Linked DNA regions of Mus musculus: all the other regions are linked to region 1. A link is a loop called in an ENCODE intact Hi-C map of the cell type or tissue named here. Cell type or tissue: left cerebral cortex. All regions are shown on one strand. Links, peaks and the distances in the headings refer to the core of each region. The heading gives the core; the rest is flanking DNA.

The links. A loop is a pair of places that touch in the nucleus more often than their neighbours do. Peaks named below come from ENCODE experiments on the same cell type or tissue, not always from the same donor. Only the 100,000 strongest peaks of a DNase experiment are listed, where the experiment ranks them.
Region 2: a loop joins it to region 1, with 2.3 times the contacts of the local background. A loop is called at or near these places in 5 of 42 quality-filtered maps.
Region 3: a loop joins it to region 1, with 2.7 times the contacts of the local background. A loop is called at or near these places in 11 of 42 quality-filtered maps.
Region 4: it touches region 1 in a loop (5-fold over the local background); 18 of 42 quality-filtered maps call a loop at or near these places.
Region 5: a loop joins it to region 1, with 2.2 times the contacts of the local background. A loop is called at or near these places in 14 of 42 quality-filtered maps.
Region 6: a loop joins it to region 1, with 2.7 times the contacts of the local background. A loop is called at or near these places in 9 of 42 quality-filtered maps.
Region 7: it touches region 1 in a loop (2.6-fold over the local background); 7 of 42 quality-filtered maps call a loop at or near these places.

Annotation. Positions count from the first base shown.
Region 1 is chr7:128,688,700-128,693,070 of GRCm38, reverse strand. It overlaps Inpp5f (inositol polyphosphate-5-phosphatase F), which reads right to left. Exons shown (of 20, transcript NM_178641.5): 16 at 2,373-2,444; 17 at 1,246-1,319; 18 at 689-817. It also overlaps the pseudogene Gm16044. Among named protein-coding and RNA genes, the nearest start is that of Mcmbp, 50 kb to the left of the region's middle. In left cerebral cortex, for the core only: a CTCF peak has its summit at 2,676 (motif pointing right); DNase peaks (open chromatin) are centred at 1,524, 2,069, 2,746 and 3,600; H3K4me3 peaks cover 3,086 bases; H3K27ac peaks cover 2,498 bases.
Region 2 is chr7:128,608,872-128,613,242 of GRCm38, reverse strand. It overlaps Inpp5f (inositol polyphosphate-5-phosphatase F), which reads right to left and starts at 1,878. Exons shown (of 20, transcript NM_178641.5): 1 at 1,552-1,878. The coding sequence starts at 1,648. In left cerebral cortex, for the core only: no CTCF peak of the experiment used is centred there; DNase peaks (open chromatin) are centred at 1,018 and 2,028; H3K4me3 peaks cover 2,098 bases; H3K27ac peaks cover 1,414 bases.
Region 3 is chr7:128,302,688-128,307,058 of GRCm38, reverse strand. No RefSeq gene overlaps it. Among named protein-coding and RNA genes, the nearest start is that of Rusf1, 6.7 kb to the right of the region's middle. In left cerebral cortex, for the core only: a CTCF peak has its summit at 1,995; a DNase peak (open chromatin) is centred at 1,978.
Region 4 is chr7:128,245,326-128,249,696 of GRCm38, reverse strand. Tgfb1i1 (transforming growth factor beta 1 induced transcript 1) reads right to left here and starts at 2,885. Exons shown (of 11, transcript NM_001289550.1): 1 at 2,689-2,885; 2 at 1,405-1,520; 3 at 1,225-1,277; 4 at 977-1,119; 5 at 723-810; 6 at 502-607; 7 at 203-397. The coding sequence starts at 2,701. In left cerebral cortex, for the core only: a CTCF peak has its summit at 2,070 (motif pointing left); DNase peaks (open chromatin) are centred at 2,063, 2,538 and 2,977; H3K4me3 peaks cover 2,036 bases; H3K27ac peaks cover 2,048 bases.
Region 5 is chr7:128,547,388-128,551,758 of GRCm38, reverse strand. No RefSeq gene overlaps it. Among named protein-coding and RNA genes, the nearest start is that of Bag3, 26 kb to the right of the region's middle. In left cerebral cortex, for the core only: no CTCF peak of the experiment used is centred there; DNase peaks (open chromatin) are centred at 228, 537, 831 and 2,419; H3K27ac peaks cover 1,029 bases.
Region 6 is chr7:128,439,852-128,444,222 of GRCm38, reverse strand. Tial1 (Tia1 cytotoxic granule-associated RNA binding protein-like 1) reads left to right here. Exons shown (of 12, transcript NM_001347640.1): 11 at 277-416; 12 at 1,564-4,371. The coding sequence ends at 1,690. Among named protein-coding and RNA genes, the nearest start is that of Gm32765, 12 kb to the right of the region's middle. In left cerebral cortex, for the core only: no CTCF peak of the experiment used is centred there; no DNase peak of the experiment used is centred there.
Region 7 is chr7:128,589,463-128,593,833 of GRCm38, reverse strand. No RefSeq gene overlaps it. Among named protein-coding and RNA genes, the nearest start is that of Inpp5f, 20 kb to the left of the region's middle. In left cerebral cortex, for the core only: CTCF peaks have their summits at 2,264, 3,882 and 4,083; DNase peaks (open chromatin) are centred at 832, 1,323 and 2,290; H3K27ac peaks cover 2,307 bases.

The sequences.
Region 1 (4,371 bases), core at 298-4,297:
ATAGGAGGCTCAGCTATACCCTTTTGGAAATATTTGGGATGTGAATTAATAATAAACTTTGCTGCGGTCTCTCCAGACTTCTTTGTCAATAAAAACAAACGAGACTCCAGAGCAGAGGTTGGGATGAGGTAAGTAAGGGCATCTTGAAGCGCATAAGGCGCAGCTATTAAGCAATCCCTGGTAACTGGATGCAGGAGCCTGGAGAGCAGCCACTTTCTCCCAGGTTGCTGTGTCTGGAATGACTTTCTTCAACCCCTGTTATATCTGTTTCTTCAGCCTTTGGGAAGGAGTCACTTCCTGGATAAATCTACCCCTGAGTGGTTTGCAGTAAGCCAAGCCTGCTGTATAAGGGCAAACGGCGAGCTGCCGCTGCCACCACCATCTCCATCTTTGGACTTTTCATAGAGCATGTTAGATGATGATTTTTAACAGACAAGATCAAAAGAGCTAATGAACAGCACATAAACATCTTAGAACTCACAGGGACCTGGTAAAGTGGTCGGAACTGCTGCCTCTGGGAGCAGGTGCTGCCTCTGGGAGCAGGTGACACACTTCACAGCCATTCAAATAGGAGTAGAGATCTCGAATCCAAGCTACTCCTGAGCAATCTTTCTAGAAATCAGTTCTACAATGTCCCATGCAGTGGACTTGATTATCTCTGAAAGTGCCATGGTTTGCCCTTCCTTACCTTTGCCATCTTCTTCAGGACTACGTGGCACAGCTCTTAGCGTATGGAAGTAACCGCCTGCTTCTTTACACCTGTAGTGCAGCCGCATGCACGAGAACTTGGGTTTGCCGAAAAGAGTAGGTTCAGGACCTAACACAAATGAGTGTGTTACAAGTTGTTTTTCACATAACACTCTCTGCCTTTACTTCAAATACACATATATCACCAGACTGTGAGCATATTTCTATTCATAATTTAATCAAGATATAAACTTACAGCCATTTATAAAAATGTTTTCATAGTGTGTGAATCTTGACATTTCATGCATGTGTGTGTCCTGACCATAACAAGGCAGCCATGTCTTATGCCCTCTGTTTTATCATGAACATAAGATTTTGAGGCCATAAGAACACTTCTTCGGTTGTAATTGTTTAAACTTTTTGATCACTGGAGTTCTCAAGAGGCACAAGATGAAAGCAACCATACCCATTATTAGTCTCTAAAGAAAAGGGAAGTCTGCCATCACAGATGGCTTAGAGCATCCTCTTTTGTGGGTTAGTTAATGTGCTAGCATTTACCTATTTCTATTCTTTCCAGGTCTTCTAGGCCCAGTCGTTGATACTGGTTTACTTTATCAACTTCGTCATCATAACTAGGGAAAGGCAAGCACAACAAAGGTTAAAAGCAAGGGTTTGGCTCTGGCTACAAAGCTGAGGTAGAATGTTATGAGCTACCACATGCACTTAAAGTCAAATCTTTCCAGCATGCATTCCAGAATGAAGTGAAACATAAAAAGTATATATTAAATAAATAAGAGGGACAGCCCAGCACTCAGGAGGCAGAGGCATGTGGACTCCTGTGAATTCCAGACCAGCTTGGTCTATAGAAGGAGCTCTAGGCCAGCCAAGGCTACATAACAGAGAGACCCTGTCTCGGGGTGGGAGGAGTGTAACATAATTTAACAACTAATAGAGAATTTTACATATAAAGAAAATTACAAAGAAATAATTTCAGTTTTATAAACAAAATATAAACAAGCCTAAAATGAAGGCAATATACATTGGAACGCTTTAGCTAAGGAATGTACAGCGGATGGGTCTGAGATCCCAAATCAATGAAGAAAACTGTCATGACCTGAGCCAAAGGCATATGGAATGACAGGAAAACGGCAGCTTAAACCAAGCTGAAAAAGTAAAGGGGACATTTTACTCAGGAAATGCATTAAGCCTGCATCCTGGACAGCTCATGGAACAAGCGAGCACTCAGCTTTGGAAGTGGCACAGATAATTGCCTTTTTGGAGATGGCGCTAATAAACCACCAAAGTCACATAATTGATCATATGCTTGTAACCAAGGAGACGCTGAAAGTCGCATAATCATATGCTTGTAACCATGGCAACACTGACGTGCACACATGCGCACATACAAGCTGTGCATCTGCAGAGCTGAATCATTCAATGGCAAAAGCTGCAGGGAATTCAGTGTCAAACAATGGGGAAAATACAGTAAGACAAGCCATGATACATGGCCTCTGTGATTAAACAGAGTGCGTGATGCCCAGATTGTGATGAATTCCAAGTAATACTAAGCTAAAACAGTGATAAATAACTCAAAATTTGAAAGATTATTTAAAGGGCTCAATGAAATCTCATATATACATGAAGACAAAAAACAAACTAAAAGCTTTAAATCAATGGCGACTTACTAGGCCACATAGTAGGCAGCGTTAGACAGCAGCAGCAGCACTTCCACATCTCTGTGCGCAGCGTCAGTGAGGCTGTACAGATACGATTCCTGATCAATTATTTTTATCCACATTTTTGCAAGCATATTCCTACTTACAAGAAAAGATTGCCCAGGGGAACAAATGAAAATGAAATGATTGTACTTCTGAAGTTAAATTTAATACAGAAGCAATCTACATCCATTTTGGGGGGAAAAAACTTAAACACCTCTCCCCACTCCCACCATTAGGAGGGAGCCGATGTGAGCCCGAGCGGAAGGGAGGTCTGTTCCAGACATGACCAGAAGGGGGCGCAGTCCTCAAAGGAAAGGGATAATGTAAGAGGGGAAAATGGTGAAAGAGGTGGCTACTGGGAAGAAGAAAGAAAAACGTGACACGCAGAAGGAGAAATCATATGTTACCTCACATTTGCCAGTATTCAAAATAGCATACTAGACGCTGAGTATATTTTTGCACTACTAGAAAACAGCTATTCTGAAATAGTCTTAGATAAACTGTTGTGAACATGAAGGCAAGCCACACTCCATTTTTCTCACTATAGATTTCACTTGGCTTTCAAGGAATGAGTAAGCACTGCCTTATGGCCATTTTGTCGCATTATCCTTCCCTCCCTGCCCCCCCCCATTCATTCATATTCTCTCTCTCTCTCTTTCTCATACACACACACACACACACACACACACACACACCCCACTACCACTACCACCACTGAAACATTTTAGAATGGAATTCAGGTGAATTGTTGAACCATTTTAAACCAAGACTATCAAGACTATAGTAAAATGCACATCTTGAGATGCTTCTAATAAGGAAATGGCCAAGGATTAAAAGATACAAATAATCAACAAGCAGGCATAACCCAAACTCAAATGAAAATTTTAACGTAATTTCTAATCTGGCATGGGTAGCCTTTCCAGCCGAGTCTGTTAAACTGCAGATTCTGATTGCTGATCTTTAGATTCCACCATAAGATTTTTCTGCCACAGGATCTCAAACCCATCTCATCTGCTGGCTCTTACTATTATAAAAGCAGTAGCAAAAGCAAACAAAAAAAAGACCCAGATAGGAAATATCAATTATGGATGGAACTTAAGCCACTGACAAGCGTGCCTGGGAATGAGGTCACTGCCAGACGGCACTGCCGAGGACTGCGGCTTTACCAAAGCCTGTACCTCGGCTTTCCGCATCAGCACCACCTGGTTGCAACCCAAATTCAACAGTTTTTAATCTGAAATGATTTCCTCAGTTTTCACCTACACTCTAGACCTCAATGAATGAACAGACGTACCTAATAAAACATAGACTCATTCTGCCAGCCAGTATCTGAGTAAGAGAAGACCATAAATCCAGAGATCCTGGCAGCATAGCAGAATGATATGGTAAATGGAAGTGAGTTTTACGCATGATACTTACTGCATTCTGAAAACTGCTGCTTGAGCCGAGCCACGCCAAAAATTCCATCACGACACAATTTTTACACACACACCAAAAAACAAAAAAAACAAAAAAAAAAAAAAAAAACCCAAAAAACAAAAAACCCTACAGTGTCACTTCCATCCTGCCTATTCTAGAGTTAGTATTTACATCAGTCAAAAACATTATGTCCTTATCTAAAAGCATTTGGCACAAAACAAGCGGTCGAGTGTTGTCGGCCTTTTTCCCCCTCCCACCCCATTTTTACTGCAGTCTTAGGTGCAGTAAATAATCCCTCCCTGTCCATACCCCCACCCTTTTAAAAAAGAAAAAGCACATTTGGTACGGACAAGAAAAACAAAAAACAACAAAAAAACCCTTATGTATAACCCCACCCACCCCCTGCATTGCAGCTCCTTGCTGCTGCCCTAATCATTTTTGTTTTCCCGCCACTGTGGCAAACCTTCCTTCCATACTATAAAAACAAAAATTGCCAAAACTACATGCAGCCCAACCACGGAGACAATGGTCGCATAAAAAGCGCTGT
Region 2 (4,371 bases), core at 74-4,073, 80 kb after region 1:
GGCCTGTTAAATCTGAACTATGATGGCCTCTGCCTTCCTCTAGGCGCTACCTACGTTTGTGGGTGATGGGATACGTATCTACGAAATGAGATACACTGAACTGTGATGCTATACCAAACTTTTGATAATGGTGAAAAGTTTTACACTTGCTCTCTGATACGAACTTTGGACAAACAAAGAGCAAACCTCAGGGCTAGCTCCAGGAAAGGGCCCGGCTAAACTTTCTGCTTGAGAAAACTGACCTGCGGAGATGAAAAGTCCTGTCTGATGAGCTGAGAAGGACTCCAAGCTCCCTCCATTTATGCATTCCAGCTGCCAGGAATTTGGCCCGCGGGACTTTTACAGCTAAATTCCCCCCTGCTTTACACCTTGCAGGGTGACAGGCTAGGAAAAGTGGTCAGATTAGAATAAAGTGGCCCATCATCTATTCCAAGGTCACCAAAAGTCTTACTGTGGCCACCGTAGTGCCTCCATTCTGAAAAGAGGAAATAAAATACAGCGGCAAGAAAATACAACCAGAGCCATATTTCTGAAGAAGAAAAAAAGTTGTTCTTCACCGCTCTAGCAGAGTAACTTTGCAGGTCTCCGTAAGGACACAATGGACACTGATGAAAAGTGTCACCAAACCGCTCCACTTTCTGGGATCTCACACTTCTCTCCTCACCTGAGAAAGAAGATCCTGACCCTACTCTTTCAGGCTGCTGTGGGGATTGGCACTAAGACACGAAAGGACCTGTCCTCAGAAGCCATCCCATAAGAGGTAACAGGATGACCTAAAAAGCTCCCTTGAAGTTATTCTACTGGATGTACTCAAAGAACGCAGGAAAACGTCCAATGCCGTGGCTCGTTCAAGAGTTCCAGTCTCACTTTTCCTAAAGTAAAAAAGTGTTGACCAATGAAGGAAAAAAGCACTGGAGAACTAAGTAGAAGCTGCCCAAACTCCTCCGAGCGATAACTGACCGCAGCTGTCTGAGAACAGGAGCTACTATTTAAGCCAACTAACTGCAAACAAAGTTTTCTAAAGCAAACTGATGGCTGGAGACTTTGACCTCTCCTAACTGTGTGTGACAGACATCCAACACGACTTCTTCTTGAAAATGGCAATTCATACACTAGTTTTCGATCAAGTCCTGTGAGGTAACCGTCCTGAAGTCACTCTTTAATAAGTGACCGGGAACAACTCAAGGATGTCAAGAAGGAGTGTCCCGCATTAGGTTCCACTGAACTGATGGGACTGGAACCCAGAACTTCCCACGCTGGACCGTGAGAAGACGCTGCAGGTGGAGGCCTACGAGGGGTTCATAAGGGACCCTATCCCCGCACCCCAGGCCCCAGATACTGGAAGAGGTGCACTAAAGGGGGTGACCGGCCTTCCCCGCCTCCCTGAGGCAGGAGGACTCCCCGAAGCGGCGGCCGCTCCCCTCAGGACTAGCGCTGACATCCCCAAGCGTCCCGCCCAGCCTCGCGATCCCGGGGCCGGAGGGGCCGGGCCGCGCCCCCCGCGCTCCAGCTGGCCCGCGCGCCCCACCCAGCCCGCGCCGCGCGCCTCACCCGGTCGGAGCTGCAGGCCGCCGTCGCGCCGGCTGCACCACAGGGCACGCTCGCCCTGCTGCAGGATGTAGTGGTCCTTAGCCTGAAAGAGCTCCATGCCGGCCCCACGCGCTCCGGGAGGCGGCGGTCCCCCGGCCCAGGCACGGCAGCGGCCCGCCCTGGAGCGATGCTGGAGTCCTCCTCCACCGAGACCACCAGAGTCCGTGCCTCAAGGAGACTCCGAGGACCCAGCCCACGGAAGAACAGAGTGGGGAAGCACTCGGGGGCCTGACCCGCGGGCCAAGAACACGCTTGGGCGGCCGAGGCCCGGGAGGCCTTTTCCCCCTCCCCCCACAACTCCTGTACCTAGGCTCCGCCCCCTATCCTGAGACTCCACCTCCTACAGTTCATCCTGGCTCCCTCTAGACTCCGCCTCCTCCCAGGTTCCTCCCCTCAGCGTGCAACTTTCCCTCCTATAGTTCCTCCCCTCTCCCTTAGGCTCCGCCCTTGCTCAGGCTCCTCCTCCGACCTTCCGACTCCGCCTCCCTCTGTAGTTCTCCGAAAGCCCTCCTAGGCCCCGCCCTGGTCCCGCCCACGAGTTTCTGGCTCAGCCCTCTCCCAGCCTGTGTCTCAATCCTCTTTCTCCTTTCAGCTCTCGCCGCACCTCTTTCAGTTCCTCCCTCTCTGTCTATAGCCTCTACTCCTCTGCCTCTCCCACTCGCCGGCCTTACCAGCTGCGACCTCAGGCAGGCCCTGAGCCTAAGTCTGGTTATACTGGCTCGACGCCCTTTATGCAGCCATTTCTTGATCTTTCCCTGATGTGCAAGCCAGTCCTTCATTCCTTCCATTAGCTCCTAGAAAAGTCTGGTCAAGTCCCCGAATCCACCTGACATTCCTTCCTCCTCGGAGTACATTTACCCCTAGTCTGAGCAAAGACCAAACCAAGCCCAGAAGTACAGCCATGGTTGTCTCCAGGGTTCTACCCCAAGTTAGCACTCGGCTGAGCAGAGGCCGCTCTGTTTTGGCATTTCCTATTAGAACCTGGACACCAATAATCATTTAGTAAATGCACATTAGTGGAGATGTGTCTCCACAGAATACACACTTAGAGTTAGCTGGGCTAGTGAGGAGAAGGTACAGCAAAGTCTGAGAAGCCGGCCTACAGGAAGTCAGTAAAAGGGACGTCACTCAGAGATGGTAAAATGGCCAGGTGTCAATCTGAACCAGAAAGATTTAGGAGAAAAAGCTTCCAGTTCTAGACCTATCTCCCAGTCTCCAGACTTTGGGTCTGTCTTGTTCTGTGTGATCTTGGGACAATTTTAGTCTCTACTGATTGAATTCGTGACCTTTACTACACTCTTAGACTCCCAATTCTGTATGTTCCTGTCTTCCTTTAAAGCAATCTTTAAAAAAAAAAAAAAAAAAAAGAGGCCTAACCACCGGAGCTGGGTGGCTCAAGAGTACTTTGCTACTTTTGCAGAGGACCTCCGGTTCAGTTCCCAGCACCTCCAGGGCAGCTCACAACCAACTGTGATGAGACACCTCTTCTGACCTCTGTTCCTGTATGGGTGTAGTGCACAGGTTCATAAATATAAAGTAAATGGTGGTGCTGCTGCTGCTGGTGGTGGTGCTGCTGGTGGTGGTGCTGCTGTGTTGGGAGCCGCGCCCACATTCGCCGTTACAAGATGGCGCTGACAGCTGTGTTCTAAGTGGTAAACAAATAATCTGCGCATGTGCCAAGGGTATCTTATGACTACTTGTGCTCTGCCTTCCCCGTGACGTCAACTCGGCCGATGGGCTGCAGCCAATCAGGGAGTGACACGTCCGAGGCGAAGGAGAATGCTCCTTAAGAGGGACGGGGTTTCGTTTTCTCTCTCTCTCTTGCTTCGCTCTCTTGCTTCTCTCTCTTGCTTCTCTCTCTTGCTTTTCTCTCTCTCTTGCTTTTCTCTCTCTCTTGCTCTTTCGCTCTCTTGCTTTTCTCTCTCTCTTGCTTCTTGCTCTCTTGCTTCTTGCACTCTGTTCCTGAAGATGTAAGAATAAAGCTTTGCCGCAGAAGATTCTGGTCTGTGGTGTTCTTCCTGGCCGGTCGTGAGAACGCGTCTAATAACAATTGGTGCCGAATTCCGGGACGAGAAAAAAACTCGGGACTGGCGCAAGGAGGATCCCTCATTCCGGAACCAGAACTGCGGATCACGTTTATAAAGGTTCCCATAAAACAGACTGTTGAGAAGGATTCAACTGCCGAATTCAGAACTCATCAGCTGGGGAACGACGGTGATAAAGGTTCCCGTAAAGCAGACTGTTAAGAAGGATTCAACTGTATGAATTCAGAACTTTTCAGCTGGGGAACGAGAGTACCAGTGAGTACAGCTTCACGAGGTAAGCCTGGCCTTGAACTTTCTAACGAAATTCAAGACAGTCTATCAGAAGTAAAGTGGAAAATGTTTGGCCTTGAATTTTTTCTAATGTTAGGAGCCCTTTTGTTCCTTTTCACATGTTATCAAGTGATTAAGATAGGGCTGAAAATTCTAGAGGAAATTCAGGACAAGCTATCAGAAGTAAAGCGGGGAGAGAGAATAGGAACAAAGAGGAAATATGGTACACAAAATAAGTATACAGGCCTTTCCAAGGGTCTTGAACCCGAGGAAAAGTTTAGGTCAGGTAAGAATACCTGGAGAGAGATTAGAAGAAAAAGAGGAAAAAGGGAAAAGAAGAAAGATCAATTAGCGGAGGTCTCTAGGAGAAGGAGCCTGTGCTCTGAAGAAACAGACTGGGAGAAAAAAGCGGCTCATTATGAAAGAAAAGGATACCAGCCGCCAAGTAAAGTGCTAACTAGTCATT
Region 3 (4,371 bases), core at 106-4,105, 390 kb after region 1:
TGTGGTTAGGCTGCTGGAAATGCTGGGCCTTAGCATCCTCTCAAACCACACCTTTAGGCCTGCCTGTAACAGAGGGTACTTGGGAAAATGTGGGGAAAAAGGCTTCCCAGAGAGGGCCCAGTCTCGCTAGGATGCCCCAGCCTCTAGCACCCTCTTGTTAGAGAACAGGGTAGGTGGTAATGGGGGATCAGGTGTGTGTGTGTGTGTGTGTGTGTGTGTGTGTGTGTGTGGTGCAGGTGTGTATGTGATGGAGGGCACTTGGAGAAAAAGGACCCTAGGACACACTGAGAGAGGCCAGGCCAGTGGGCAAACTGGACCCTAGCACCCACAGTCTCAGAACTCTGAGGCCAGTCCAGGATGGAGGGTGTTCAGAGAAAAGGAAAAAAAAAAAAAGTTCCAGGACTTTCTGGAGGTGGAGTTGGAGGCTTGGGGGCAGGGGGTGGGAGGGGGGGACAGAGATTGGAAATGAGGGAGGGCAGCATGGGAGGGGCCTCCCCAGCAGCCTTTCATAGTCCCAGAAAGAGGTAAACCTTATGGTTGACCCGCTCAAGCCTGTAGCCCCGGTTTCTGAATAAGAAAAATGGATTGGCAGTAACTGGCATGGCACTGGACCCTAGCACCCACAGTCACAATTCCAGGACCTTAGAAAGAGTTTAAGGTCAGTATGGTCTACATAGTGAGACTCTGTTTCAAAAGAAGTTACTTGAAAGACCCCACTCTACCTTTCACACCCCAGGTGCTGAAGAAAATGAAAGATAGGCTTACCGGGAGCATGGTGTTGATAGTGAGATAGACTCCTGAATCTAGAAACTTGAAGGAACCTGTTTAGGTGAGATTTCTCAGAGTACAGGAAATCGAGAGGATTTACCAGGCTCACACTGTAATTAGTGATGCTGCGTTCCATAACAAATGCATACAACCTTACCCAAATAGACTCGATTCTCTGTAACTTAAAATGTATGTGTGTATGCAAAAGTGTGAATCAGAGAGGCAGAGAGGCAGAGAGGCAGAGAGGCAGAGGCAGAGGCAGAGGCAGAGGCAGAGGCAGAGGCAGAGGCAGAGGAAGAGGCAGAGGCAGAGGCAGAGGCAGAGGCAGAGGCAGAGGCAGAGGCAGAGGCAGAGGCAGAGGCAGAGGCAGAGGCAGAGGCAGAGGCAGAGGCAGAGGCAGAGGCAGAGGCAGAGGCAGAGGCAGAGGCAGAGGCAGAGGCAGAGGCAGAGGCAGATGGATCTTGTAACTTCAAGGCCAGTGTTCTACATGGTGAGACTCTGTCTCAAAAATAAAACCTAAGTTAAATTAAATGCATTTATGGAATCTTTAGATCACAATCTACTATGAAATAGTAGCCAATCCTCTACTCCTTGGAACACACAAACTAGGAATTTCTTATTCGCAGCAGAGAAGATCCGAACAATGCAGAGGAGGTCTAGACACCAGCACTAAGGACAGAACGATTACGACAGTCTTCATTTACAGATACCAAAAGGGCATATTACTTGTATTCTTCGTTCAGTTAAGGCAAAATGATATAGTTAAGCCATTTTCTAGGTGTTATTAAAAAATAATGACAGCTTCTCTCTCTCTCTCTCTCTCTCTCTCTCTCTCTCTCTCTCTTTCTCTCTCTCTCCCCTCTGTCATTGTTCCTTTCCTATAATACATATGTGTATGAGAACATGATGGAGGAACATCCCTTTCCTCCAAGGTCAGTGACATTATTAAATATCATCTATTATGATAATGTTTAAATTTTACCATTATTATCTTTTTTTTTTTTTTGAGACAGGGTATCCCTCTGTAGATCATGCTTGCTTGTAGAAAACAAAAATCACAGAAATTATACAAGGTAAAGAAAATGAAATGTAGGGAATCCAAAAAAGAAGAAAAAAAAAAAAAAAAAAAAAAGAAAGAAAGAGATTTAGTGACGTAACCGGCAGGGCTAGCTGTGCTCCTCCAGCGCCTTCCTTCCCAAGTTAAGGGGAGTGTTTGCCACCTCGTGTTCATCGGAGGCAACAACTACTAATTAGGTTTGGGAGTGCTGGCCAGTGCCTAGCAGGAATACAGAGAAAGCCCCTCTCTCAGAGAAATGAATGCATAGCACAGCAATACATTAAAAAATGTGCTAAACTGAAAGAAACAGGGAAGGCAGGGGTTGGGTGGGGCAGGAAGTAGGAAGGGGGCTGAGGTGTGGAAGGAGAGAAGTAAGAAAAGATCCATTCAACCTGGCTCCATTAGGAAGAGGGCCAGAGAGATCCTGTCAGGCCTGTCTCCCTTTCTTCCCGCTCACCATAAAAAAAGTAAAGGCTAGAGAGCCAATCTTGATTATTAGTAATAAACAACAATAATAAATAATTTAAAATACTTTTTGAGAGGCTCACTGCTCCCATGGCAGCGCTCAGGGGGAAGTCCTGGGCCAGGCGGTGAGATTGTGTTTCTGCAAAGCTGAGGGTAACAATGGTGGCACAATCAATCTGGCTTGCTGGCTTCCAGAATAAATGTAATCAAATTAAATTATGAGGTAAAATCAAATAAGCCAAAATACATGTGGGTGTGGAGTCTCTTCAAAAACGTGGCTGAGTTTGGAAATCAGCGTGGATGCTTCTGTTCCCCTCAGCTGCGGTGATGCAATACCTTGGAAGTATCAATTACGCTTTTGTAGGACCTCACAGCTAGAGTTAATAATATACCTGAAGTCCCTTAAGACTGCCCCGCTAGTGTGTACTCAAACTGTTTGCTTCACCTGCCTTTAGGAGAACAATGTAGCAATCAGTATTACTCCCTTGGGTTTCCCACATAACCAACTTTTAGAACCTAAGCTTGATTCGAAGAAACTCAAAGCAATAAAACAGATGTTACAAAGGACACACTGACAGATTTGCTTAGGAGACCTTAAGTCACACAAATGGAATTTAGCTAAAGGGTCGCTGCCTCCACAATACCCAAGGGTAAGTAGTCTGTTGTCCAAGCCTGATGGAGATAAGAGAAATCTAGGGTCCTAGGATGTCAGTGTTTACTCCCCCGGATTGACCACCCATTAGGTTCTATTCCCAAAGATCCATAGCCCAGATGGGCAGTTCACTGGGGTAGCGTGGGGTCACAACCATCAATAGTCCTCATCTGCCATTAAGTCCCCTGTGTTCTTATCAAGAAGAGCATAGTTCTGCCAGGTGGGGAAGATGGACCTGGTTAACAACTATCAAAAAAGAACACTGGTACCTAAAATAATTCTGGTAATATATAATATCTTTGCCGTGAAAACCTCCCATTTGCTTAAGTGGCAGACTTACAGTCTCCTGTCTCTGTTTAAATTGTTGAGAGTGTAACCTGGGGCCAGACTCAAAAGAGATTTAAGGATAACAGCATATGTGGAATGCATAAACCTAAGATGTATATGAGCTAATGAAATCTTCTTTTGGGGGTTGACTCTTATCTGGGCATTAGCCCCAATGCACCAGGTGCTTAAGTAAAGAGTTTCCCTTTATTTCTAACTGTGTGGAGGGATTTCTCATTGAGAAGGCATGTTATTTCTGTAACAATATAATTAAATTTGTTTTATTAGAGAAAGAGAAGTGGAAACATCAGTTATCAATTATCCCGCAGCATCTGGTGGAAACATACACAGGGAGCTACTGAACGGCTCTTTACAGGATTGTGTTCAGTAACTTTGTAGATAGAAAATTACCTTGGGGTGGTATTTAAACCAAGGAAAGGGCAATGTACAAATATGAATTTTTACTATTTTTTTCATTTGTGGAGACTTGAGTTGCTAAACATCACATTTTTTCTTCCTTTTTTTTGGGTGTATTTCTTTTCCCTGTTCTGGTATTTTGTTTTTAGAGCCCTTACAGTGGATTGAAACCCATTTCACAGCCTTTAAGTATTTGAATCTTTTCATATTTGTGCATTAGAGTGGTTATTTTACGTGTTATTCCTCTTTACTTTTTAGTTCTGCGTGTCTTCTGCCTGACTGTGTTTGTTCGAGGAGGATGGCTGAGGTGTGGGAACAACACCGCATCCATGCAGACGAGCTGTGAGGAGCTCTGCGCATCCCAGAAGGCGATTCTGTCTCTCTTTCCTTTGCAATGCCCAGGGGTGGTTGGGAAGGATTATGTCTTCATTGTTGGAAAACCAGCTGACAAAAATCACTTCAGGTCTCTGCTGCTTACAATACACACTCTGGCAAATGTGCTGGTTAAGAAAATAATGATTTCACGGGGCACGTGATAATGATGGCACGTGCCTTTAATCCCAGCATCTGCGAGGCCGAGGCTGGGAGAGCTCTGAATTAGAGGTCTTCTTAGTGAGTTCAAGAGCAGTCAAGGCTAGACAGAGGAAACTCTGTCCTGAAAAAGAAAAAGAAATGAAAAAAAGATAGA
Region 4 (4,371 bases), core at 272-4,271, 440 kb after region 1:
TTGGTTTTTTCGAGACAGGGTTTCTCTGTATAGCCCTGGCTGTCCCTGGAACTCACTTTGTAGACCAGGCTGGCCTCGAACTCAGAAATCCGCCTGCCTCTGCCTCCTGAGTGCTGGGGTTAATGGTGTGCACCACCACGCCAGTCTGATTCTTAAAGGTGGATATGTGAGTATATGCCACTGCTCAAGGTACTGAACTTACTTGCCCAGCTATAGGTTTATTGCAGGAGCCACAGAGGCCTTTGGCCTGTGTGGGGACACCACGACGGCTGAGGTCAGACTGCAGCAGGCCCAGCATGGTGTCCAGACTGCCTTTGCTAGTCTGTCCTGGTGGAGATGGGCATCCTTCACGGGTGGGGCTCGCTGCTGGAGGCTGAGGTGGCCCTGAGGCTGGAAGCTGCAGTAAAGAGGACACTGAGTCAACAAAGCCACAGACTGGAAGCATCACGACTGGATTGGTGAGCCACAAAGTGACACGGACCAAAATCCTTGCAGACTCACATGGTTCTGAACACGGAAGTCAGAGAGCGAGGCCATCAGTCTATCCAGTTCCTGAGTGGCGGAGGTGGCTGAAGGCTTTGAGGGGGCAGGGAATGGGCTGGGAGGGCTGTGGAGGACACCGTGAATCACCTCAGAACCTGCCAGCCTAACACCCCTCTGGTAAGTCAGGCATGCAGGACCCATCATCCGCTTCCCAGCCCTGCCCACTCTACCAAACTCACACAGTGGGTGAGCTCTTGTCTTCAGATTGGTCCTCCTTCTCTTCCCCTTCAGCCATTTTACTAGATGGGAACTGAGACATGATTTCATCTGGAGAGATGAGAGAACAACACTGGCAAGGAGCCCATATCAGTCCACCCTCCCAGTGAAGGCTTCCCGTCCTTTAATGGCTCCTCGGACAGTTTGAGTCCCTTAGACTCTGCCCTTCTTTGCCCTGTCCCCAAGCCATCCAAGACTGTCTCGGTAACCCTGGTACCTGTAATGTTGAACTGGGTGGCATTAAGTTCCTGAAGCAAACGGTCTAGCTCACAGAGGCCATTGCCCAACACACCACTGGAAGAGGAGAATGGAGGAGCCACAGGGGCCACAGGCTTTGGGGACCGAGGCTTGCATACTGTGCTAAGGGCAGGAGGGAACCTGGGTTTAGGGTAGGGAATCCGAGTCCCCTCCTCTGAACTGAAACTGGCTTCCCCATCTTCCTAGCCCAGTTCCCAGGCCCCTCACCTGTATAGATGATCCTTGTCCCCAGTGGTTCCTGAAGATTCTCCAGACCCTGTCTATAGAGAGTAGAGGTATTTGTGGAAGGACAGTCATGTTCCTTGCCTCACTCAGACTCTGATGTCCCCTAGCCCAGACCAACCCAGGCCCTAATGGCTACCCCCAGAACCCAAAATCTCATCTCACCTGTGGCTGGTGGCCATAGGGTGGGGGAGGTGTGAGTGTCTCTGGTGGGCGCTCTTTTGGAGCCCCTAACCGTGACATGTGTGAAGTGGTGGTCTCCAGGTCAGAGAGCAGGGCATCTGTGGTGAGAGGCCCTCAGGGTGAGAGTTTGGGAAGGAGGGGATGTCAAGGTCTTAAGAGGTTAGAGTATAAAGGATTTCAAGTGTCCGTGTTTTAAAAGGTAGAAAGCCGGTGTTAAAGGCAGCGGCCAAAACCATACTCACAGGGTCAGACCAAGGCAAAAAAGTAGAATAGTAGCGCGGGGGGAGTGGGGATGGAGGGGCGGAGGGGGAGGGATGGGGTGGCGGGGTATTTATGATCAGACCTCTCCCTTGACTTACCCTGGGAGCCAAGTACAAACCAACTAATGATCTTTTATTCTCTCCATCTTTTCTGGTGCAGCCCAGATTGTCTCTTACTGTACCCAAATTGTTCAATCGGCTGTATGTTTGACACCCAACTTCCTGATTAGATGTTTGCTGTGACATACTTACTACTTCTCCCCAGCTTGGTCCACTTGGCCACACTGAAGTCTAGCCCTGTCCTTTAAGTGGCCCTGGCAGGGAGCGGCTTTTTGGTGTACGTCTTATCCATGTACTATTATTGACGAGCGCCCTCTGCTGCTGGATCTAGAAATTCTGCCACGAAGAGCAGAGTCTTCTAGTCTCAGCCTAGGCGAATAGAGGGGACGAGATGCCTGGGGCGCTTTATCTACGCCCCGTCCCTTTACTCTTCTCCGAGCCTCTACGGTAGAAGCCTTAGACTTCTTTCTATAACCCTGGCATTCTCTATTATTCTCTTTCTTGCCCTGAGGACTTTCTTGACCTCTGCTCTACCTGGGAGCACTCAACTCTTCTTGAAACCCTGATATAGGTCCTTTTCATCTCCGAAACTCCAGGTCACACTCTCCTCTCTAGTCTATTTTCCCAGTCCCGGGACTCAGTGATCTCTTAACCCCTTCCTACCCAGAGTCTCTGAATCCAGGCCCCCGTGGGTGCCTCAACACTTTGTCCATTGCACAAGCAGGATTGAGTGAGCAGAGAGAGCCAGGGAAGAACGGAGGGAGCGGCTTGTCGCAAGCGAGGCAGGAAAGGGAGAGGCAGGAAAGGGTATGTGGATTTGGGAGGGAGGCACAGGCAGGCTGAGGCGAGAAAATGGAGAGAGAAAGCTGAGATGGGGAAGAAGTGTGAGTTGGGAAGGGGATAGATGCGGGGAAGGATGAGAGGCTAGGGGGATCTCCTCACTCACCCAGGTCCTCCATGGCGGTGCGCTGGCGGACAGCTTGGGGAGAGTAGGGCGGGGGCCGTGTCCGGTGGGGGCGGAGGACGGGGAGGGGGGGGACGTCAGGGAGTTAGAAGCAGGGCCGTGACCATGTATGGAAGCCGGGACCCGCTGGGATACAGTGGGGGGGGGGGGAGCGATGAAGGGGGAGCATGGAGACATGAAGAAAGACAGCACTAGGGCCCACCCAATCCAGCTTTGTGGCTCTGTTTAGAGGAGGCCACACCCCAGCCTTTGCCTCAGCGGCAGCGAGTCCCTAAAGCTGAAACCAAGTCAGAGTGGTTCTTCCATAGCTCCTGCCTAAGGAGTCTCATAAACGGAGGGCCCCAAGCCCGCACCTCCCAAAGCCAGCAGAGTTCAAAGTAGGGCCCCGCTCGCACCCTGGGCATTTTAAAAAGACTTGCGGAATTTGGTTAGAGGCAGGAGTGACATTCTAAGGATCTGGCAGACTACAGGTTTTGACTGCCAGCCTAACGGCAGGAGGCATACATAATAAGAAATGTCTCACAGAGAACAGAGATCCAGACTCTAAGGCAGGACTTTCCCTGAAAGACAGACCTGGGAATAGATACACAGAACAGGGAAAGCAAACCTCAGACCTTAACCCCATGTAAACTCCCAGGATAACAAACCCATTCCTAACACGGAGGAGGTGACCAGAGCCCGTTCCAAAATAACCCTTTCCTAAGGTACTGGTGAAAGAGAAGAAAACGCCACTGACCAGCCACAGAGTGATATGAAGCTGTCTGTGAACTGACCCCTAAAGAAGTCAAGTTGGAAACACCTGGAGATGGGTATGGACAGATGGCTGCTGTCTTGCAGGCATCCTGGAGGACAGATCTAAGCCATAGAATGTGGGGCCCCAACTCTGGAGCAAGTCAGAACCTGGGAAATTTGGTAAAAATACTGAAGCCCAGCATAGCCCTCCATGCCAGCCTAAATCAACCAGAAAGGGACCAGGCCTAAGTACATTTTTTTCAAAAGTTAGGATCTCACTATGGAACTGTCCTAGAACTCCAAAGAGGTACTCTTGGGTCTGCCTCCTCCATGCTGGGATTAAAGGTGTGTGCCACCACAGCACACCCTAATGCATAACCTAGGCAGAGATTTGAAACCCCAGAGGCTCAGGGTCAGCAAGAACCATCTTACCTCACCTTTCTGAAATGCCCAGGCCCTGGCAGGCTTAGTCTAGGGCTCTTGAGAGCCCAGGCAAGGGAACCCTTCCTTCACCCGTGTGCCAGCAGAGGGGCTTTCTCTGAAAGTGACTAAGAATGGGCCTCAGAAACCATACGAACATAGCAGGTTTCCCACTAAGCAGTTGACATTTAACTGGCTTGGACCGATAAGATGGCTCAGCAGGTAAAGTATTTTCTGCCAAGCCAGATGCCCTGAATTTGGTCCCTAGGGCCAGATGATGGAAGCCGAGAATGGTTCCCTTCAAGTTGTCCCGACTTCCACATAGGGAGCACGGCCTGCACATACCTACTACACTAATAAATGGTTTTTGAAAAAACTGGCTCAAGAGCTCGGAACAGACACAGCCTGACAGGTAAAGGACAGTCAGAAGACAGAAGTGTTCTGCCATGCTCCACACAAGTACCCAGCCCAAACCTCTTAACCCTGGCCAGGTTATGTATTTAGATGGGTGGC
Region 5 (4,371 bases), core at 89-4,088, 140 kb after region 1:
CTCTCTGTGTCTGTGTGTGTGTCTGTGTGTGTGTGTGTGTGTGTGTGTGTGTGTGTGGTGAGATGGGGTATGGAAAGCTAAGGTTGTTGTTTAAATTTTTATTTTCCTTATATGGGTGTTTGCCTGCATTCATGTGAGTAGAACATTTGTGTGCCTGGTGCCCTGAATTGATTGCGTTGAATTCCCTGGAACTGAAGTGACAGGCAGTTGTGAGCCATTGTGCTTGCAGGTGCTGGGAATCATTATGAGACTCATCTTCTGGAAGATTAGCCAGTGCTCTTAACCTCTGAGCCATCTCTCCAACCCCCAGATAAATATTTAAAAAGAAAATGTGTTTACTTCATCTAACCTTCTGAACATTTCTGCCTAACAATAATACAGAATGCTGCAGGGCTGGCCATTTTCTTCTTGTGATGGAGTGGCCATCCGGAGCTATGGCTTCCTGCAGCTGCCCAGCATTGTATTGCTGCCAACACCACACACCAAATTTGCACCACATACCACTAAGCCAGGAAAAGATCCAAATTCAATATTTGAAGCTTCTACTCGGTATAGCCTGTGTTCTTACACTGACTCAGACCACAGTAAACCAGGGACCATCTGCAGCCCGGGTTGCTTGCTGCAACTGGGAGATAGAAAAGAATCCTGTAAGATTTCACTTTTATAGATTGAAAAAAATAAAAAACAAAAAGCAAAACACATACATACACACATACACACACCAAATCAAATGCTCTGAGTTTGGAAGAGGTTAAGAGATTTTCAAAATTCTGCAGCCCTTAGGAAGTCCTTTGCTGCTTGATTACTGTGATGATTAATCTTGTCTGCTTGATGGGATTAGAATCACCATGGCAACCAGCCTCTGAGGATGCCTGTGAGAATTTCTAGACTCTTTTCATTGAAGAAGACTCTGAAATTGGGTGGCACCACTCCCTGAATCGAGCTGAACATTATCATTCTTTTTTCTTTTTCTTTTCTTTTTTTCTGTTTCCTGATCAGCCACCTCAAGAGCCTGCCACCAATGCCTTTACACCAAGAAAGACTGTATGCTGAATGTGTTAGCTAATAGGTCCTTCCTTCCTTCCTTCCTTAAGTGGCTTATGTCAGGTATTCCTTCCTTCACAGCAGTGAGAAAACTAATCCACCACCAAACCCACTTGGCACCAAATTGTGAGATGTGATGACCTGGATCTGTACAAATCCTGCCTGCTCCTTGCTGTCTTGCTGGCATGTGTTCCATGTATTGAATAAGAATGTTAACCACAATTAACCTTATCATCAGCCAGGCACCACTTGCCATTCTTTGCATGTCTGGATTCATTTAACCATTTCCCTATTTTGTAAATGAGGAGCCTGGGGAGGGAAAGACTCCCTGTAACTGGTCACTGTCTCAAAGCTTTGCACAGACTCCAAAGCTGTGATTTCTAGCTTGGAGTGTGTACTGGCTGGTTTTGTGTGTCAGCTTGACACAGGCTGGAGTTATCACAGAGAAAGGAGCTTCAGTTGGGGAAGTGCCTCCATGAGCTCCAGCTGTGGGGCATTTTCTCAGTTGGTGATGAAGGGGGGAGGGCCCATTGTGGGTGGTGCCATCCCTGGGCTGGTAGTCTTGAGTTCTATAAGAGAGCAGGCTGAGCAAGCCAGGGGAAGCAAGCCATTAAGTAACATCCCCCCCATGGCCTCAGCATCAGCTCCTGCTTCCTGGCCTGCTTGAGTTCCAGTCCTGATTTCCTTTGGTGATGAACAGCCGTGTGGAAGTATAAGCTAAATAAACCCTTTCCTCCCCAACTTGCTTCTTGGTCGTGATGTTTTGTGCAGGAATAGAAACCCTGACTAAGGCAGAGTGATTCAAGTTTGTTCTCTTAACTGCAATGCTCTCTAACTGGCACTGGGGTTTAGGTTAACTTAGCCAAGGTCCCCTTGATACCAGATACTCAGCAGTGCTAATGCCCCTAACTCCTACAGGGCCAAGACAGCTCTGTTTCCTTGCAGCCGGCAGAATGCTTGGTCTCCTGCAAGATCCAGGGCTAGAAACCCCTTGTCTTGATGTGAACATTGTATTTGGTTTGGATCGGCCAAAGGTGGCAACTGGGTTAGAGATCAGCTCACCATGATTCATGGTAAAGTAAAATAAAATAAAATAAAATAATCCAAATCAGTTAAAACTTGAGGGACCTGAATGCCTAGGTGAATAAAGCAGAAATGACCTCCTCTGTCTTTAGTTCATTCACAACATGGTCAAACTAGGACTCTCACTCAGTGGAAGGAGCAACGTATGAGGCCCCTGCTTTGATCTCCAGGCCTGGGAGTTGGGTGGGAGATGACGTTCAGCAGGCTTCTTTCTCTGTTTACATTTGAGTTTCTAGAGTCCCTAGCATGCTGGCTCGTCCTCCCTGGGTGAGTTCACTCAGGAATTATGTTGGCAGAATCCCATCAGGATGACTTCAGCCTTTTTCAGCAGGCTAAGAGTGGCAAGTATGGCAGTGGGTATTTTTGTGTGACATCGTCAGGCACCAATATTAACCTCAGGATGGTTGTGAGGAATTCAGCTTGGGGCTCTTCAGTCAGCACACTTGCATGTTCTGATGTCTCAGGTCCCCCTCTTCCTTTTCATCCTCATTTGGCGGGGCGGGGCAGGGTGTGTGTGTGCGCGCGCGCGTGCGTGAAGCACAACTCCACATAGGGAGGGAGGGAGAGGGTGTCTATGGTCTTTTCCAAGCTCTTTCAAATTTACAACCTGTTTTTCATTGTTATTGCATGCACACATGTATATGCATATACATACGCATTGTTATATATAACCTGACTAGTCTGTATATTAATGGATAACCAATTGGTGTGCTCTCCCCTCCCCTGCTCAGCACTCCTTAGTTGTAGGTTCTAAGCCTTGTGGGCTTCTCCCTAGCCACTTTGCCATGTTTATTAGTGTTGTCTGCGTTCAGCTCATGTCTAGGCAGTCATGTTGGTGAGAATTTACAGATATAGCTTCTGACATTACTAGGAGACACAATGTCACATAAAACTTCCTGACCCTCTAGCTCCCAATCTTCCTGTCCCTCTTCTGCAATGTACCCTGAGCCTTAGGCGTGGGAGTGTTTTGTAGATGTAGCCACTGGGACTGGGCTCCATTAACTGTGCCTTATGATGAGTTGAGGTCTTCTGTAGCTGTCTCCTTCAGTTGCAAAGTTCCCTTGCTAAAGGGCAAAGACTACACTTGTCTGTGGGTAAAAGGACAAATATTTAGAATGCAGTCAGTGCTTATGTTGGTTTAATGAAACAATTGTTGTAGATTCCCTAGTAACCACAACTTCGCTAGCATTGAGTAGTTGGCTAGATTGCTGGGAATGGCTTCTCTCTTGTTGAACAGGTAGATCTTAAATTCAACTAGAGAGCTGTTGGTTACCATCTAGATATGTGTACCACTATCTCACCCTTAGGGTTGTTGTGCCACGCTAATTGTTGATTCATAAACATCACAGCTGGGTAGGACTGTTGGTTGTCTCCCTCCTTTGGATGCTTGCCTTCTGTTTCCATGAGAGCCAGTCCTCTGGGAGGGGGCATTCCGGTCAGCTCCAGCCTAGGGGTCATGTCTGAAATACATGGTGCATTTAGCAATAGGGACCTACCTTCCACCTCTGGGGGCAACAAAGGGCAATAGCAATAGGTTATGTTTTGTGAGTCTCTTGGACAGTCAAATGTATTTTGAGACAGGGTCTCTCTAACCTTAGCGGTCCCGGAACTTGTTATGGTAGATCAGGTTGGTCCAAAACTCACAAAGCTCCACTTGCTTCTGACTCCTGAGTGCTGGAAGGCGTGCCCTTCCCTGCCCACCTATTACATTGTGTGTGCACACGGCCTGTGTGTAGGAGTGAGACCATGTAGTCATCAGTTTTCTTCTCTAACTTGGGTCCCCAGGTAGAACGCAGGTTGTCAGACTTAGTGGCAAGTGCGTTTACACACTGAGCCATTCTTTATGGCCCCTCTGGAGCTTTAAATTCACGGGCACAGAATTAATCGTATACTCAGTATCTTCTGAGTACACATGACCCTGAACCCTAGAGGCTCTAAGGAACCCATTCAGAGGGGAACCTGGTCCCATCCAGCTTGGCCACTCAGAAGTGTTAAATAACCCCCAAGACTCTCAGGGCACATTTCTAATTCCCAGTGACCCAGACTCCACACAGCACTTGGGCAGCAATGGGAACTGGCTTCCTTGTGTTCGTGTGAACCATCTCAGCACCGAGGTGATGCCTGAGGCTGGGGATCAGCAGATGTAGGTAGCATTTGGCAGTTGACAGGGTGGGATGAAGAAGGGGCACACAGCAAGCATATTCCTCTACCTAAGCCCACAGTCCTGAGTCCTCCTGTGCCCTA
Region 6 (4,371 bases), core at 144-4,143, 250 kb after region 1:
CTTTGGGAATTATAAAATAAACAGTAAAATAAAGCATATAGCTGCTTTCAGTTGATTGTGTAAAATGCTATTTCAAAATTGTTTTATGGTATTAACTGAATCTTAATACTTTCTTTTTACAGGTGTCACCACCCCAATAAACTTAGACAGTGATAGATAACAGAGTCCTATTCACAGAAGGGTGCTTACTTAGTTTTTCTCTTCCTTGTCTCCCACTCTTTCTTCAAATACGGTGTTTGTTCTTGTTCCCTAAAACAGTCATTTGCTTTTTCCTAGGTTGACTACAGTCAGTGGGGCCAGTGGAGCCAAGTGTATGGAAACCCACAACAGTATGGACAGTATATGGCAAATGGGTGGCAAGTACCACCCTATGGAGTATATGGGCAGCCGTGGAACCAACAAGGATTTGGAGTAGAGTGAGTTGTTTTGGTTTTTCCATTGTAGAAACAGATGCGCTTCTGGCAAAAGATGCGCTTAACAGATGAGCTTCTGTGTTCTCCTAGGGGAGAGTCTATTGGAATGATTGTACATTAAGGCATTTGGGCTGTAGATGTTACAGTAACAAATCTCAGGAAATATGGTTTGTAATGCTTTTAATTATAGAGATGGGGAATGCAATGTGACCTCTTGGTAGAATTTGACTCATCTACAGTTGCATTTTCATTTAATTTTGTGTATATAAACATCTTTGTCTAGAATATGCTCAGAAACATGATGTTTTTGTATTTTACCTTTCTAAGACATCTTTGCAAGTTACATGACAGAGCAGTTTGCTTTCTGTGGTGATGGTGGAGTGGATATGTTGCTTCACTTTCTCTCCTAGGCTGAGCTACACCTTTATTTTCACTGTTTAATTGAGAATACTGCAAAAGTCAATGCTGTAACAAGAGTACTGCCTGCTAAGTTGTTTATTTTTATTTTTGTAAGACAATGTTTTCACTGTAGCCCAGGCTGACCTCAGACTTAGACTCATAGCAGCAGTCCTGTCCCAACCTTCCAGTTACAAGGATTACAGCTCTGTTGTTGTTGTTGTTGTTACTATTATTATATTTTTATTTTTGAGACAGGGTCTCTCTGTGTAGCCCTGGCTGTCCTGGCTGTTTACTTTTTGAGATGGTCTCAGTATAAACCCTGGTTGGCCTGTAATTATATCAACTGGTTTAGCCTCAAACTCAAAAAGATCCACCTGCTTCTGCCTTCCACGTGCTGGGATTAAAAGTATGTGCCATCATGCCCAGCCCTCATTATTATTATTATTATTTTAAATATCAGCTTTCAGGTAGTCTGCAGACTGGAGGTAAGTTGTGATGATCTTAACAAAATGCGCTGGTTGTAGGGCATCGTATCGTGTAAAGATACCTGGGGCTGACCCCCAAGCACAGCAGTGTAGTAAAAGCAAAGGAGAGGCAGCTTTAAAACATAATGGTAGTGTGTGTGTTCTGTTTGTTGTAGATTTGTGGTTTATCTTTATGTTCTGGGATTAGACTCTGCCTGAGTTTATAAAGCTGTATAGATTATCTTTTTCTCGTGTTTGCTGAAGATTTTTTCCCCCTTTCTTACAAGTCAATCCCCTTCTGCTGCTTGGATGGGTGGATTTGGTGCTCAGCCTCCTCAAGGACAAGCCCCTCCCCCTGTAATACCTCCTCCAAACCAAGCTGGGTATGGAATGGCAAGCTTCCCGACACAGTGAGCTGGGACTCGAAACACGATTGTAATTCACCACAGGCTGCAGTCTCCTGTCACACTCTGAAGACATGAAAAGTAAACATCGGAAAATGAAAATATTTATTTTAAAAATTGAAATGTTTGGAACCTTTAGCACAGCTTTGCTTGGTGAAGGACACATGTCTTCTAGTTCTGCCTTTTTAAGTTTTTGTTCATGATGGATATGAACATGATTTTTCTTTGTGTACAAAAAACTAAAATAAAGTCAATAAAGACAATTCTGACTATAAATTTTGATATAATAGGAGAAATGGGTAATACACTTCGATCCTTAGACACTATTCCATTTTTATCTTGCTGTTCAGTATTTTAACTCACTGTGTTTTTAAAAGAGCAAAAAAGGGAGTATCGTGAAAAACTGAGAATCACATCAGTTCGTCCTGAATCCTGATACTCCCCTCCCGTCCCTGAGGCGGACCACATAGAAGGCAGCAGGAGAAAGTGTGATTTCAGAAGAAGTCCATGATGTGGGAGTCGCTGTGGAAGAAATATGTTATTCTCTTATGTTAAAGAAAATGAAGCCAGACTGAAAGCGTGCAGCCTGAATAAGGACCAGCATCGTAGAAGGTTCTTGAACGATTGTTGGTGGTCCATATTAAGACATATTTTTAAAACTTTAAAAGTGTTGGTTATCAAAAATGTATATTACATTTCATTTGGGGGAAAATTCCAAGTATGGTGTTTATATTAAAGTCAGACGGTCATACTTGTGCTTTTACATGGAGTTTAAATGATAAACATTGTAAATATTGAATAACTACAGTGTTTCAAAAGCATGCTTCAACATAGAAGTAGCAGCAATGTAATTATTCGAGGTGACAAGTAACATGCTCGCTGCCAGTGCAGTGCTCAGTAGCAGTGTTAACACTGATGTCTCCACGTCTTCACGGTTGGCCATGTAAAAGGAGAAGGACACAAATGACTACACAGAAGAAGCCTTAATTTAATTTCATACAAATCTTTGATGCATTAGTATATTCTAAATTGTAAGTAGAAGTTAGATTTGGGCTTTTTTCCCCTTTCTTCCTTTCTTTCATTTCCTTTTGTTTTGTTTTATTTGGTACATAAATACCTTGATTAAAACCCAGTGAAGTGATTTCAGGGTTGCTATAAGTTGTATAGCACAAGTTTTTTTTTTGTTTTTTTTTGTTTTTTTAAGAAATCTTGGGATGTTTTTAAAAATTAGTCTATTTTGCCCAAGAATTTTCTTAACAAGATTGCTAAAACATCTTACTTAGACAACCTGATGTATCAGTTATAATCTGATAACCAATTTGAGTCGTACACAAGTTGTGACTTTTTATTTCTAATTTGTTTTTTCTTTGGGAGTGTGTGGGTGACAGATGTGAATAGGCCTGAGTTGTATGTGTGCAGTTTTAACTGAATCTTTAGGAAGATGCGGGAGTTCCAGGCATGCTCCCCTGACATCTTTCAGTCTATGTGGATACAGTCTGCCTCATAGTTCTATACAATGGGAATGTGAAATAGATAAAATCCTATGTGTTTCAATTGTGACAACTAGGAGGTGCAAATGTTTTGATAGTGTGTTAAACCTGTTGGCCTGTGTATGCACAAGAGCAAAAAACCCTAACCTAACCTTCTTGAGGTAAGATGGGTAAGACACATGAAGCCGTTGAAGTCTAAAGATTAAGATAATGTGGTTTTTTTTATATTGGTGACCACAAAGATTCTGGAGTTTATTCCCTCCTTCACTTAGGAACACAGCCAAATGTATTCAGCATAAAAATGTACAGGGTCTGAAGTTCTTTTTTGAGCCAAAATCTTTATGTACTTTAGTTGGGTTTTTTTTTTTTTTTTTTTGGTTTTTAAACACAACTACCCTGTGTTAACACTCGTCAGTGACTAAATAGACCCCTGGAGTTTTTTGATTTGGGTGTTTTGTTTTGTTTTTGTTTTTGTTTTTGTCTTTTTGTCATACCTTTGGGGGATATTTTTGGAAAAGTTATTTTATATTTTATAAGAAGAAAACAAGCTATATTTTGCCCTTGAGTTAAGATTTTCATTAAATTTTGTGAAACTCGAACAACCTAAAGGCTTTTTAAGTTGATAAATTGATAAAAGCTTACTAAATTAAAATTTCAGTTTCCCTTTTTTTCCTCTGCCAGTAAATTAAGTGGCTTACTGAGATAACTAATGGCTAACTCTAGCTGTAGTCTTTTCTCTTTTATATCCTATGAGTTAATAAAACTATCCAGACTAGTTACATTGCCATAGTAAGCATGTGACTGACATCTTTTGTCTTAATTTGGATGAGAAAAAAAAATTTTTTTTTGGTAAGTCAGTCACAGTCATTTCACAGCAAATAGTTTTAAGATAGAAAGGACATGTGCAAATGAAATGCACCATTTTAGGAAATGAGATGATCAAGCTAACACAGGTCCAGACTGTCTTACAATGCAGATTTGAGTTTGTGCCCTCCGTCCACTTTAAGCCTAAGAACTGTTGCCTTTTCTTTCCTGTGTTCGTCAAGAACAGCAGAGAGACTCTTTGGCATGCAAGGAAATGTCTCTTCATAGTTTCTTGAGATTTATCTTGGTGTGTTTCTGCCTGCCATCGTCTGTGCTTGAATCCTTTTCTACTAGCATTTCCTCGGTGCCAGTCCGTCTGATCTTTATGTTTGCCGCC
Region 7 (4,371 bases), core at 166-4,165, 99 kb after region 1:
CCATCTACAGTGGACTGGGCCCTCTCACATGAGTCAGTAGTTAAGAAAATACCCTACAAATTTGCCAACACCCCAAGCTTATAAAGGGAGTTTTCTAAACTGACGTTCTGTCCCCTCTAATGTCTCTAGCTTGTGCCAAGTTGGCATAAAACTAGCCAGTCCAGTCACCATGTGGTGCTAGGAATCAAACCCAGGAAAATCAGCTAGTGCCTCTGCCCCCATTTTAAGGACCTATAATATTGGCTGTACTGGGGGTTAGGAATTTAGCTCAGTGGTAGAGCACTTTGCCTAGCAAATACAAGGCTATGGGTTCAAACTTTTTTTTTTTTTGTAAGCCAGGCAGTGGTGCTTTTAATTAATTAATGCTTTTTAAATTTTTTTAATTAATTAATGCTTTTAATCCCAGCACTTGGAAGGCAGAGGCAGATGGATCATAGAATTCAAGGCCAGCCTAGTCTTCAGAGGAAGTTCCAGAATAGCCAGGGGCTACAGAGAAACCCTATTATCTTGAAAAACAATAACAAAAACCCCAAACAAAACAAAGATTAAATAAACACAGCTTCCCTAGTTAAGTCCATTTGTGTATACCATTCCCCCAACACACACAAAGACGTTTATCACCTAAGGCTCTAGAACCTTTTGCCTCTGCAGACAAGAAATTCCAGGACAAGCTCTTTGTATTCATTCCTCATCCTGCTTGAGAGCTACAGCCCCTTCTAAGCTGTACGCCTGGCTTTTAAATGGAATAGATGGAGCAGAGTTCCCCGGTTTCTCAGCTCCAGCAGTTGCACGGTTTTTAATGTCTCCACTGACTGTAATTCTCACATAACTGATGGCCTGTCAGGGCCTGTACCGTCACAAGTCAATAACAACTGTCCAAATGCCTTCTGCTGGATCGTTGTGGTTGAGGTTGGTTTTTTTTTTTTTTGTTTTTGTTTTTCAACAATACTTTGCAGTGCCTCAGTAAGCAGCAGGGGAGGAATGACTCTGGGTAGGAGGGTCTGCATATCCTTGGAAAAGCGGCTGGGCGGATTGATTTTGAACCTGTTGTCTCTTCTGCTTTAAGAAAATAATAGCATTGTATATATAGTGCGTGGACATCTTGTGAGAGTACCACTTAGAAGCAAAGAGCTACGAGGCCCCGGCTTTCCGATTTCTATTCCGTTCTTTTCCCAGTGATTTGACAGCAATCCTTCATTGAGTCTGACGGGAGGGCGGGCGCTGGGCGCTCGGCGGGCGGGCGCTCGGGCAGGAGGGCGCTGAAGCAGTTGGGGTGGGATAACTCCGTGCTGGTGTGGGGGTGTTCGCTTGGCTCTGACCATGATCAAAGACTTGGGGGTGGGGTGCTGAGGGGGAAGGGCAAGAACAAACTGTGACTTGCCAAATTTCCAAGATGGTATTTTTAACTATGAGAGGAAACCAGGGAGCAGCTGAATAGAAAAACATGGCCTTTCTTTCTTTCATTTTTTTTTTTTTCTGAGACAAGCTCTCACTATGTAGTCTTGGCTGGCCTGGAACTCACTATGTAGAGCAGGCCGACCTAATCCATAGAGATCCGCCTGCATCTACCTCCACAGAGCCCATTATACATAATTAAAAATAATTCTTTAAAAATGAATATAATTTAAAATTCTTCAATCCTATAAAGTCCTGTGTATGATTTTTCAATTTTTATTTCATTTTTCCCCCCTTGTTAAGCATTGTCTTTTTGTAACACAATACTTACATGGGCCTCTTCTTGCAGGGGAGTGGGGGGCACTAAGGTTTCTCTTCTAGCTTCTTTTCCTGCTGTCTTGTAAAATCTAACCAAGCCACTGAGGGCTACTTCTTCTGGTAGGGCCTGACCTCTTTAGTGGGTGGGAAATCAGTTCTTTCTGCAGGGAGAGGGAAAGGCCGGGCGGGGTGCTTGGCCCTTAACCGAGCCACTCTTGTCTTCAGCCCAGACATGTCTAGGGAAGGATCGGTGAGGTCTCAAGAAAGGTATTAACAAAATGTGAACCGTAAACTATTCAATTTGGGGAGTTTATATTAACAACTGCAGACCAGTGTCTGGACTTTCCCTCCCCTGTGATTTTCTGACTGGAGCTCGGGCTTAGTTCACAGAGGAACAGCTACTTCAGGGGTTTTGTTGGCTCTCTTCTGTCTTTTGATGTTTTGTTTATTTTTCTTTGCAGGAGCTGGGAGCTGTCTGCAGAGGTGGACACGCTGCTGCTCAGAATCAATCCCCCAGAGCTTCACCCACCCTTGTTTACCGCTGAGCCTTTCTCTTTGGAGCAAATTACTTTCCGTCCTGCAGGGGAGGAGTGGAGGCCTGGAGCTGGATGTGGGGGGAGGAAGGGAGAGGGGCAGCTGAGGTAAACCCATCAGCTAGCTGAGTCCTCCTCTCCATCCTCCCCCAGCCCTCCTCAGCCTCCTGGATAAGCAGCTGTGCTTATCAACTCTGGTTCTCTCTGTCAGTGCTGCCACCTGAGTCCTAGCCCATCTCTCTCCTCTCTCTCTCTCTCTCTCTCTCTCTCTCTCTCTCTCTCTCCTGTTAACCAGCCAGATGCACCCAGACAAATGTTCAGTCTTTCCAAGGTCAGTTTCTCCTATAGAAATTGGGGATAAATTATAGTGCACACACACACACACACACACACACACACACACACACACACACACACGCACGGTCCTTATTGGGAATAAATGAAATAAATTCTTTGAAAAACTACCTAAACTGTAATGTTACTAAAATGTAATTCTATGGCTGCTGACAGTTCTTTCTTTCTTTCTAAACCAAGACAAGGGTCTGATGTAGCTCAGGCTGGCCTCCAACTTGAAGATGCCCTCATATTTCTGATCCTCCTGCTTATGCCTCCTGTTGCTGGGATTATAGATGTGCACCGCATACCTGAACCCCCGTCTTCAAGTGTGGGAGCTTGGTAGACAAGAACTCTACCAACACAGCAATATGCTGGGTCCTCAATAAACATATTTTTCAAGGAGAAAAATTTAATCTTATGGTTTTCTTTTTGTTGGGGGCTCGGGGGAATTCGAGACAAGAGTTTCTCTGTGTAGCTCTGGCTGACCTAGAACTCACTCTGTAGAAGGAAATTGCAGACCCACATGCATCTGCCTCCAGAGTGCTGGCATTAAAGGCATCTGCCATCACCAGCATTGTGTTTGTTTTGTTCTTATTGTTTGTTTGTTTGTTTGTTTATGTTCGTTGGTGTTTTTCTTGCATGGGGTGTCAGAGCCCTGGAACTGGAGTTATAGACAGTTGCAAGCTGCCATATGGATGCTGGTAATTGAACCTGGGTCCTCTGGAAGAGCACCCAGTGTTTTTAACCACTGAGCCATCCTATAGTTTCTTAAAATCGACTTTTTGCAGGACTGGAGAGATGGCTCAGAGGCTAAGAGGGTAACACTGCTCTTTCAGAGGACCTGAATTTGACTCCTAGCGCTGAAGTCAGGCAGCGCATAATCACCTGTAACTCTAGTTCCAGAGCATCTGACCTCCTCTGCTGGCCTCAGAGGGCACCTGCACTCAGGTGGCACACGTGCACACACACATACATACACACAAATAGAAATGGGCAGAGGAGGAAGTCGATCTCTGTAAATCCCCAGGTCAGCCTGGTCTGTTCAGAGCTCCAGACCAGGCAGGCCTACATAGTTAGATCTTGTCTTCAATATATATAATGTATAACATTTCTCCTTTGAGACTCATCCTCTGAGAGATCCCTAACATTTTTAACTATGAACAGAAATACCCCAGGAAAAGCCTGTCTATGTTGAAGGTCTTACTAGACTGATTAATTAAAATTTTGGTGATTATAGTAAACTGGAATGTCAAGTAGGAGTCATATTATCTAGGGCCCTCTATTCTGCCTCATTAGACACAATTCACTGCCTACTGTATTCCACCTAGCATCCATCCTTGTGATTTTTTTTTTTTTTTTTTAAGATTTATTTATTATATGTAAGTACACTGAAGCTGTCTTCAGACACTCCAGAAGAGGGCGCCAGATCTCGTTACGGATGGTTGTGAGCCACCATGTGGTTGCTGGGATTTGAACTCCTGACCTTCGGAAGAGCAGTCGGGTGCTCTTACCCACTGAGCCATCTCACCAGCCCCCCATCCTTGTGATTAATGGGTATATATATGCACATAGGCACATAGATGTGTATATATGACTCAAATGTGTCAGTTCAAAATGCATCATTGGGAAATAAGAAGAGTGGACTTTGACATGCATCTGTCAGGAGTATCGTCAGAGTCTTGACTCCCAGAGTATATATGCCCTGTGGATACCAAAGCTTAAGGTTTGAGATATCTCCATTTCATCCAAAAATTCTGATTCTGTGGTTATTATTTTGTATTATTTCTAA